Regions from separate parts of the Homo sapiens genome. Here regions 1 and 3 are each linked to region 2. The links are chromatin loops, found by intact Hi-C in ENCODE. Cell type or tissue: IMR-90. All regions are shown on one strand.

What was found. Peaks named below come from ENCODE experiments on the same cell type or tissue, not always from the same donor. Only the 100,000 strongest peaks of a DNase experiment are listed, where the experiment ranks them.
Region 1: it touches region 2 in a loop (3-fold over the local background); 8 of 110 quality-filtered maps call a loop at or near these places.
Region 3: a loop joins it to region 2, with 2.5 times the contacts of the local background. A loop is called at or near these places in 9 of 110 quality-filtered maps.

The regions. Positions count from the first base shown.
Region 1 is chr13:28,322,957-28,325,456 of GRCh38, forward strand. All of the region lies in intron 20 of FLT1 (fms related receptor tyrosine kinase 1), which reads right to left. Among named protein-coding and RNA genes, the nearest start is that of FLT1, 170 kb to the right of the region's middle. RefSeq lists an enhancer at 1-472. In IMR-90, a CTCF peak has its summit at 1,436 (motif pointing right); a DNase peak (open chromatin) is centred at 1,435.
Region 2 is chr13:28,475,353-28,477,852 of GRCh38, forward strand. All of the region lies in intron 1 of FLT1 (fms related receptor tyrosine kinase 1), which reads right to left. Among named protein-coding and RNA genes, the nearest start is that of FLT1, 19 kb to the right of the region's middle. In IMR-90, no CTCF peak of the experiment used is centred here; a DNase peak (open chromatin) is centred at 999; H3K27ac peaks cover 775 bases.
Region 3 is chr13:28,336,864-28,339,363 of GRCh38, forward strand. FLT1 (fms related receptor tyrosine kinase 1) reads right to left here. Exons shown (of 30, transcript NM_002019.4): 17 at 2,305-2,437. Among named protein-coding and RNA genes, the nearest start is that of FLT1, 160 kb to the right of the region's middle. In IMR-90, no CTCF peak of the experiment used is centred here; a DNase peak (open chromatin) is centred at 1,008.

The sequences.
Region 1 (2,500 bases), 150 kb before region 2:
ACCGAAAAGGACCCAGGTGAAAAGGAGCTCCAGCACAGCAGTGGGAAACCAGTCCCTCAACTGGCAATCGCCTGATGAGAAATGAGAGCGTTTCACTTCTCAAAATGGATCGTGAACTAGCACAGGGGCCCTACGGTGTCCAGGAGCCTGACTACCTCTGGAGTTGCAGAGTCTATTGTGCTCTTGCCTGGGCTTCTAGACAGCATCTTAGATCAGATAAAAAAAAAAAATTAAGAGTGGTGGGTATTTACTGAATGCTTACTCTGTGTGAGCTGGTATATTAAAAGCTTTAGGTACATTTCTTGTTTAGTGTTTCCAACAATTTTACGAAGTAGTTCTTATTTATACATGGAGAAACAGGTTCAGAGAAGTAAAGTAATCAAATTCACATGCAGCTAATAAATAGCAAAGCTGGCCGGGCACAGTGGCTCACGCCTGTAATCCCAGCACTTTGGGAGGCCGAGCCAGGTGAATCACGTGAGGTCGGGAGTTTGAGATCAGCCTGACCAATATGGAGAAACCCCGTCTCTACTGAAAATACAAAATTAGCCGGGCATGGTGGTGCATGCCTGTAATCCCAGCTACTCAGGAGGCTGAGGCAGGAGAATTGCTTGAACCCAGGAGGTGGAGGTTGCAGTGAGCCGAGATCACGCCATTGCACTCTAGCCTGGCCAACGAGAGCAAAACTCCATCTCAAAAAAAAAAAAAAAAGCAAAGCTTGAACCCAGGATTGGTCGATGCCCACATCTGTGCCCTTAACCACTTTTCCATGCCACACGCCATCTTGTGAAGGATGACATCACTGAGAGGAAAGGATCCTCAGTGTGCTTGGTGCTTCACTCTGTAATCCCTAGGAGGAGTTATAAGAGAAGGCTATAGTTACCAATTTCTCAGGTTTCTTTGGGGAAGGAGGGAACATGGACATTGCTTTTTTTCTCTTCCATTTAAACAAAGATACAGTTTGATCCTAACAAGGGTAGCAATGGCCTTTCACCCTGGACTGCACATCCAAGCCCTGGTTCATTTGGCTCTTCCATTAATCATGCGATCTTGGGCAAGTCACCTTACTTTTCTGAGTTTAATTATCCTCTTCTGAAAAGCTCTATTATACTATTATTTTATGATTCATAGGAAAGGAGTTGTCAGTTCTGGGTGTTCATGGGAAACCAGAAAAGATTTTTATTGCCTTTTGTAATTCATCTAGTAACTATGACACTCTAAAACCTAGCACTTTCAGTGGCTTTATAACAAGACCATGTTTGTAGCCTAGATTCTGCTAGACAGCAATACTGAGGCAGAAGCAGAGAGGGACTGGAGTTCAGTGGTGTCCCTTGATCCATTTGCATGGTGTGGCAGTTCTAGGATTAACCCGCGTACCCCATCCTTCCTGGGCTTTTCTAGAAATGTCACAAAGCAAGAGTGATCCCTCCACTAGAGGGCACAGTGGGAGCAAGCAGAGCACTGGGAGAAAGCTTCAGGAGGGACAGCCCTAACCTAGTCTAAAAGCCAAAAGGGCACCAAGGTTCCCAGCCCCTGAAAAGAGACCTTCCGGGGTTGCAGAGGGAGGCAGGCCTCAGAGTGAATACCCACTGCCATTGCAGGTAACCCACCTGAGGGCAGGTAAAGACTTTCACTATTTGTTATTGTGTTTCCACAATGCAGTTATATTGGATTCTGTTCAGTTGGGGACTGGAATTTTATTTTTCACAAGATCCTTTGTGGGACAGAAGGCATCAGAGAAAGCGCTGGCAATAGCATGGGGAGAAAAATGCTCCACAGGCTCACTCAGGGCTCTGCATGTGAAAACTCTCCCTGGACAGCCTTCTTCCCCACGGCACCCAAAAGTCACAGCCTAGGCATGTCTCCAAGGACCAAAACTCAGGCTCTCTCACTCCCTTCCTGACTCCCAATCAATTGTATATTCAGCTTTGCTTATCAGTACCACTTTTGTTAAATAAAGGTAATTTACTGAACTCTTGGGACTCTGGCAGAATATAGTGAATTTATTACAAACCATATTTAAGGATCCCAGTTAATTTATTTGGAAAATGAAGTATTCCATTTTCAATTTAGCCTTTTGGTTTTGCCTTTCCTTTACCTTTATCTTCCAAATATGAAAGACAGCCATGGATTTTCCACAAAAACACTAAGCTCCACCAAGTTGCACAGGGAGGCAAATCATTAAATATAGCCAGAGAAGGAAGCAAACTCTTCAAAACAAAGGACGCACAAACCCAAACGTTCCATCCTGCCCAGGTCCCTAGGGTATTCTGCTGGCTTAGCTCTTCCTGAAGCCAGTCCAAAATTTCAGTACTAAGGGGAATTTGTACTGCCCTCAGCCCAAGGCACCACTTTCCACTTTTTCTTATGCTTTTTTCACCTCATTTAGTGTGGTGCACAGAAAAGGCAGTGGAGGAGGAGTCAAGAGAGCTGAGTTCTTTCACCTTCTGACTTCACCTCATGGTAGGTGTGTGTCCTTAAGCGAATCACTTGACTTCTC
Region 2 (2,500 bases):
CTTTGATTTTGCATACTGTGTTTTCAGTAGTACATAATCCTGAATGATAAATGGCCTCTTTATCTAAATAGAGATCCCTAAGTATCATGTTTCTAAAATTTGAATTTAAGATCATGAGCCTTTTACAAAGGTTGTTCGAGGTTAATTAAGCATAATTCACAATAAGAGAAAATATTCTTTCCTTAAGATGTAGCTTATTAAAGGCCGAAATCTCATAGACTAAATCTCATAGAATCTTTGGGGTTGGTGGCAAGGATGGGAGAAGGGTTAAGAATGCAATTGCAAATTTCCGGACGCTACCAACATTTTTATTTGCGATGCTTATTCTTATAGGGCTCTGAAACTTAATAAAAAAAAGTTAACTCTTAGTTCTTAACCTCTGTGTCATATCTCTATCCAAGTATTTATCAGATAATATGAAGTGGGCATTATAAGTGAATGCCTAGATTAAAGTAACCACATTAAATGGAGACTACACTACCAGCTATGCTGACAGGGCCCATGCTTTGATGAAGAGCATTATAATGTCCCATCTCCTCTCACTTCCAGAATGATGGAGAAAGGCCAGAGAGTTCATATTCCATCCACCAACAGACTAAATAGAAGATGTGAAAGTCATGGGGATTCGTATGAACTGAAAGCATATTTTTTCAGTCCCACAGTTAGCAATGATACTAATTTTTAAAATGTCAGGTTTGTCTTCCAAAACAATTGGCCTTAAATCAAGAAAGAATGTAAAGAAATGAAAGAATGTGCACATAAATACACACACACATGCACACACACACACACGCTTGCTGACACGCATGCATACACTTTTCTCTCCATGAGAACGTCAAGTTTGTTTGAGTGGTGGTGGGGAGGTTGATGTAGAACTAGAAGAGGTTTTTGGTGTGTGCTTTAATTACATTTTTCATTCAGCTTAGGCTCAGGGAAAGCTCTTTCTAGGCGGGGATTTAGAAATTGACTTGAATGTGGCAAGAGTATGAAGCTGTGACTCACTGCTGACTAATCCCTTATGCAGATAAGATTATTTGTGACTTTTACATGGGCAACTTTACAAATATGTAATATTTTATTTTAGAGTAATTGTGTTATTGGTCTTTAAGGTCCACAATAGGACTGAATGTTTAGGCAGCTGCTGTCCAGCAACATTATATTTAGTTTGTAGAAAGTTTCTAATCCTAGGAACCTGCTTTTTCCTTTAAATCTTTATAGTATATTAAACGCACTATTTTACCACACTGATTTCTTGCTTTAGAGGTTTTGCCATTCTAAGTAATCCTCAAACTATTAGATTCAATATGTGAAGTCTCTGATCTCAAAGTCTGAATAGAAAATTCAAAATAGTCACGTATATAGCATTTATGTCTTGAATCCAGGTGTCAAAAAATAAATCAAGAAATTACCTAAATGTTTAACACCAGCAACTGGAATTGGCACTTCTCCGCAATTATGTTCATTTCAATAATTCTGCTCTGGTTTGTTCATTTTAAGGCTGTCTTACAATTCATATTTTAATTGTCTGTCAATGAAACTCATAGATAGGTTTTGTAGCTCTTGGCACAAAAGACATCACAGTGTTAGCCACTGAAGTGGCCAAAGTCTAAAATCATCAAAACTTGGACAGTTTTCATCCCATCCATACATGGGTCATTGACTTTACTCATTTTTCCTTAAGCTTCAGAAAAGTTATTTACACGGAAAAAAATCTGTGTGGTTTAAAATGTTTACCAGGAAAAAATGCTCTAATAACGTCAACATTCCTACTGTCTATGTTTATGAGGGAAACATGTCTTCCGCATGCCTCTCTGAGCTTTTTACTTGACACTGCCTTCTTTGAGGGTCACAGTTTAACAGGGCACATTCATTGATCATTAGGCCTGTCACCAGGCTACCATCAGGGACCTACCCTTCCAATGACCTATAGCCATGCACAACTCCTTTTCATGTGACATCAGAGTTAATTAAGGTTGGTTTGGGAGAAATCTCCTGCTGACCAAGGAGTTACCTTTTCCCAAAAAATGCTCTACTCCTACACCGCTGGTCTGTTATTAAATGAGTTCAAAAACCACCTCCATAGAGCTGTCTAACAATATGTCATTTCAGTTTACCATACGATGTCATGAAAGTTATCTGAGCTGCCTAGGGCAAAGGTCAAGATCTGGTTGACAGGGCACGAGACATAACTCGTAAAATACTCGGTAGAGAAGTCTGGTAGACCTTCGTCTGGTTATGCAAATGGACACGAACAGAGAAAACACTCTTTACACCCTAAAAATGCATACAGGAACGTTTTGTCTGTTAGGAAGGGCTTGGACACATCTCTGTTTTCTCTATCAGTGGCAGGACACTTTTACATTTGAAGCATACTCCCCACGGGCTTATGTTCTTATCCAATGTCACTGTTTAGAGGTCTGAGAGGAAACTGAGCTCTGACGTCACGTCTTATAGAATGGATCATAATTGCCAGTAGTGTTATGCTACTCAGAAGTTGTTT
Region 3 (2,500 bases), 140 kb before region 2:
CAGCCTCCTGAGTAGCTGGGACTACAGGCACGCGCCACTACAGCTGGCTCATTTTTGTATTTTTAGTAGAGACAGGGTTTCGCCATGTTGGCCAGGCTGGTCTCGAACTCCTGACCTCAGGTGACCCACCCACCTCAGCCTCCCAAAGCACTGAGATTACAAGCGTGAGCCACCACACCCAGCCTATTCTAACTTCTATAATAAATATATAGGAGCTGAATTATCTCCTAACTTCTGTGATAAATTTATAGAAGCTGAATTCCCTCCCATGGGTTAGTGAGGAATCTTTTTTTTTTTTTTAAGATTCTTTTTGTTCTTGGATTTCAGGAATTTTAATGGTAGCAACACCTTTGACCCAACCTCCAACTGCATCCATCTATCAGGTACTATAAATTCCAATCCCACTCACTAGGGCTGCTGATAGTAACCAACAAGTAGATACAGCTGAAACCAGATATAACCTTGTGTATTTCTCTACATTTACAACCCCAGTATAACTGCCAGTTAAAACAGCCTTTTCTCTCTATCTGGACATAATCTGGGTTATTTTCAGTTGCTAGACATTACTTCAAATTACTTTGTCATTTATTTGGCTTAAGAAATAAACAAGTCTTGGGCCTCCTTGCTCCCACGTTAATCAATCAGAGGAGTGTACCTCGGGGCCTTGCAGCCACACTCTGTATTGAAAGACAAAGTTAGCAGACTTGACACACTTTCTCTCACCCATCAGAGACACTCAAATGGACATCAGCCAAATTCTAGCATGTGGCAACTCTGGAAAGGAAAAGAGTGATAAGAATGATCTTCAACAAGGAGACTCTCCTGAAATGGGATTATTTAAACCCACAGAGCCCCAGGGGAATTCTGGTAGAAGGATTAGCAATCTGTGATGTGGTGTGGATCACAATGATACTAGGAAGGAATGAAGCGATGGGACAGAAAGCTCATGTGTCCTATACTGGAAGAAGCATGTTTGATTATGACTAATAACTCTGGAAAGCAATGTGAGCTGAGAATGGCTCGTGATTGTGGGAAAATTATCCCATATTTCCTGCCAAGGTCACTGAGGGGTTGGGCTAGCTGCCATATAATTTAGACTTGCAGAAGGAACTCTTCCAGTGTGCCACCTGCCCTTAACTACTCTAAATGTAGTTGATTTTTTCCTCCTGTCCACAGCCATTGCTGGCTTTCTCCTGTCTCTCCAGCTTTTAACTGATTTCCAAGTTTCCTCCCCAAGCCAAATAGAACATGCTCCTGAGGCCAGTCCTTCCTCAGTGTAAGCAGAATCATTTCAAGGCCCAAGAGAAAAACAAAAGCCATTTTCCTCTCTCTGCCCCCTAAATCCCTCACCCCAGTATCATTTGCATGTAAGGAGAGGGACGATACTGTTGAATTTGGAACAACAGGCTCTCCACACCGAGAGGGACAAGCTCCAAGAACACTGGATCCACAATCTGTTTTCTTAGTTCCAACTACTAATGACTCTGGCATACACAGGAGTGAGTGGAAAACTTTCAGAAGCCACAATCCAAACATTTTGGGTAGGAGTAATTGAGGTTCCAATTGTTTTGTAGCACCAGAGGCTGGAGATTAATGGGCTTTGTGACGTCTGAGCTGGAGGAACTGGAAGGTAGGCTGCGGGAAAGCACATTTGCCTGCTGTTTATAGCATCTGCCCTACCTGGAAAACAACAGTCTTTGCTTTTCAAAAGTGAAACTTAAATGATTCCCCTAGGGCTTTCTACTCGGTCTGGACATTCCCAGGAAAATCAAAGTATGTAATTTGTGGATTTGTGCAGAGGGTTTTTTTGATCCATGGCCTTGAAGAGCACCAACTCTTTCACCGAATGTTTGATTTCACTGTTCCTTGCCACCCTCAATTATGTTCTGGATCACATATTTCTAATCCCTCAACAGTTTCATTATGTAAGCGTGCGTGTACTTGTAATGCCTCTCTCTCCGCCGCCCTTCACTTACCACTTTTGCACCTATCTCCAGACTGAGCCCTTTGAGGGAAGAGATGCAAGCACCTTTGTGTCTCCAGGGCTTAGACCAGTGTCTGCTGCTCAGAGAAGGTGCCTAATAACTGTTGCAAGAACAAACAGGTGCTGCGTGTCACCTTGTACTGTTATCTGAGCATTGCATTGGAATTATTTACTTTTGTGTCCATCTCCCTTGCTAGTCTGTGAGCAGCTGGAGGGTAGAATCCCAGGTCTAGTTTACTTTCGCATCTCTCAAAGCACAGTGTTTTTCATGTAATATGTGCTCAGTATAGGTTTATGAATCTGTTGAACAAATATCTTACCCAGTTTAAGTCTCTCCCGGGCAAACTCCCACTTGCTGGCATCATAAGGGAGCCGCTCACACTGCTCATCCAAAGGAACTTCATCTGGGTCCATTATAATTGATAGGTAGTCAGTCTTTATTTCAGAAGAAGACTGAGAAATAAAGAGATCTCAAAGTCATCGAGAAGAAAACAACTTTACAAATCCTAGATATTC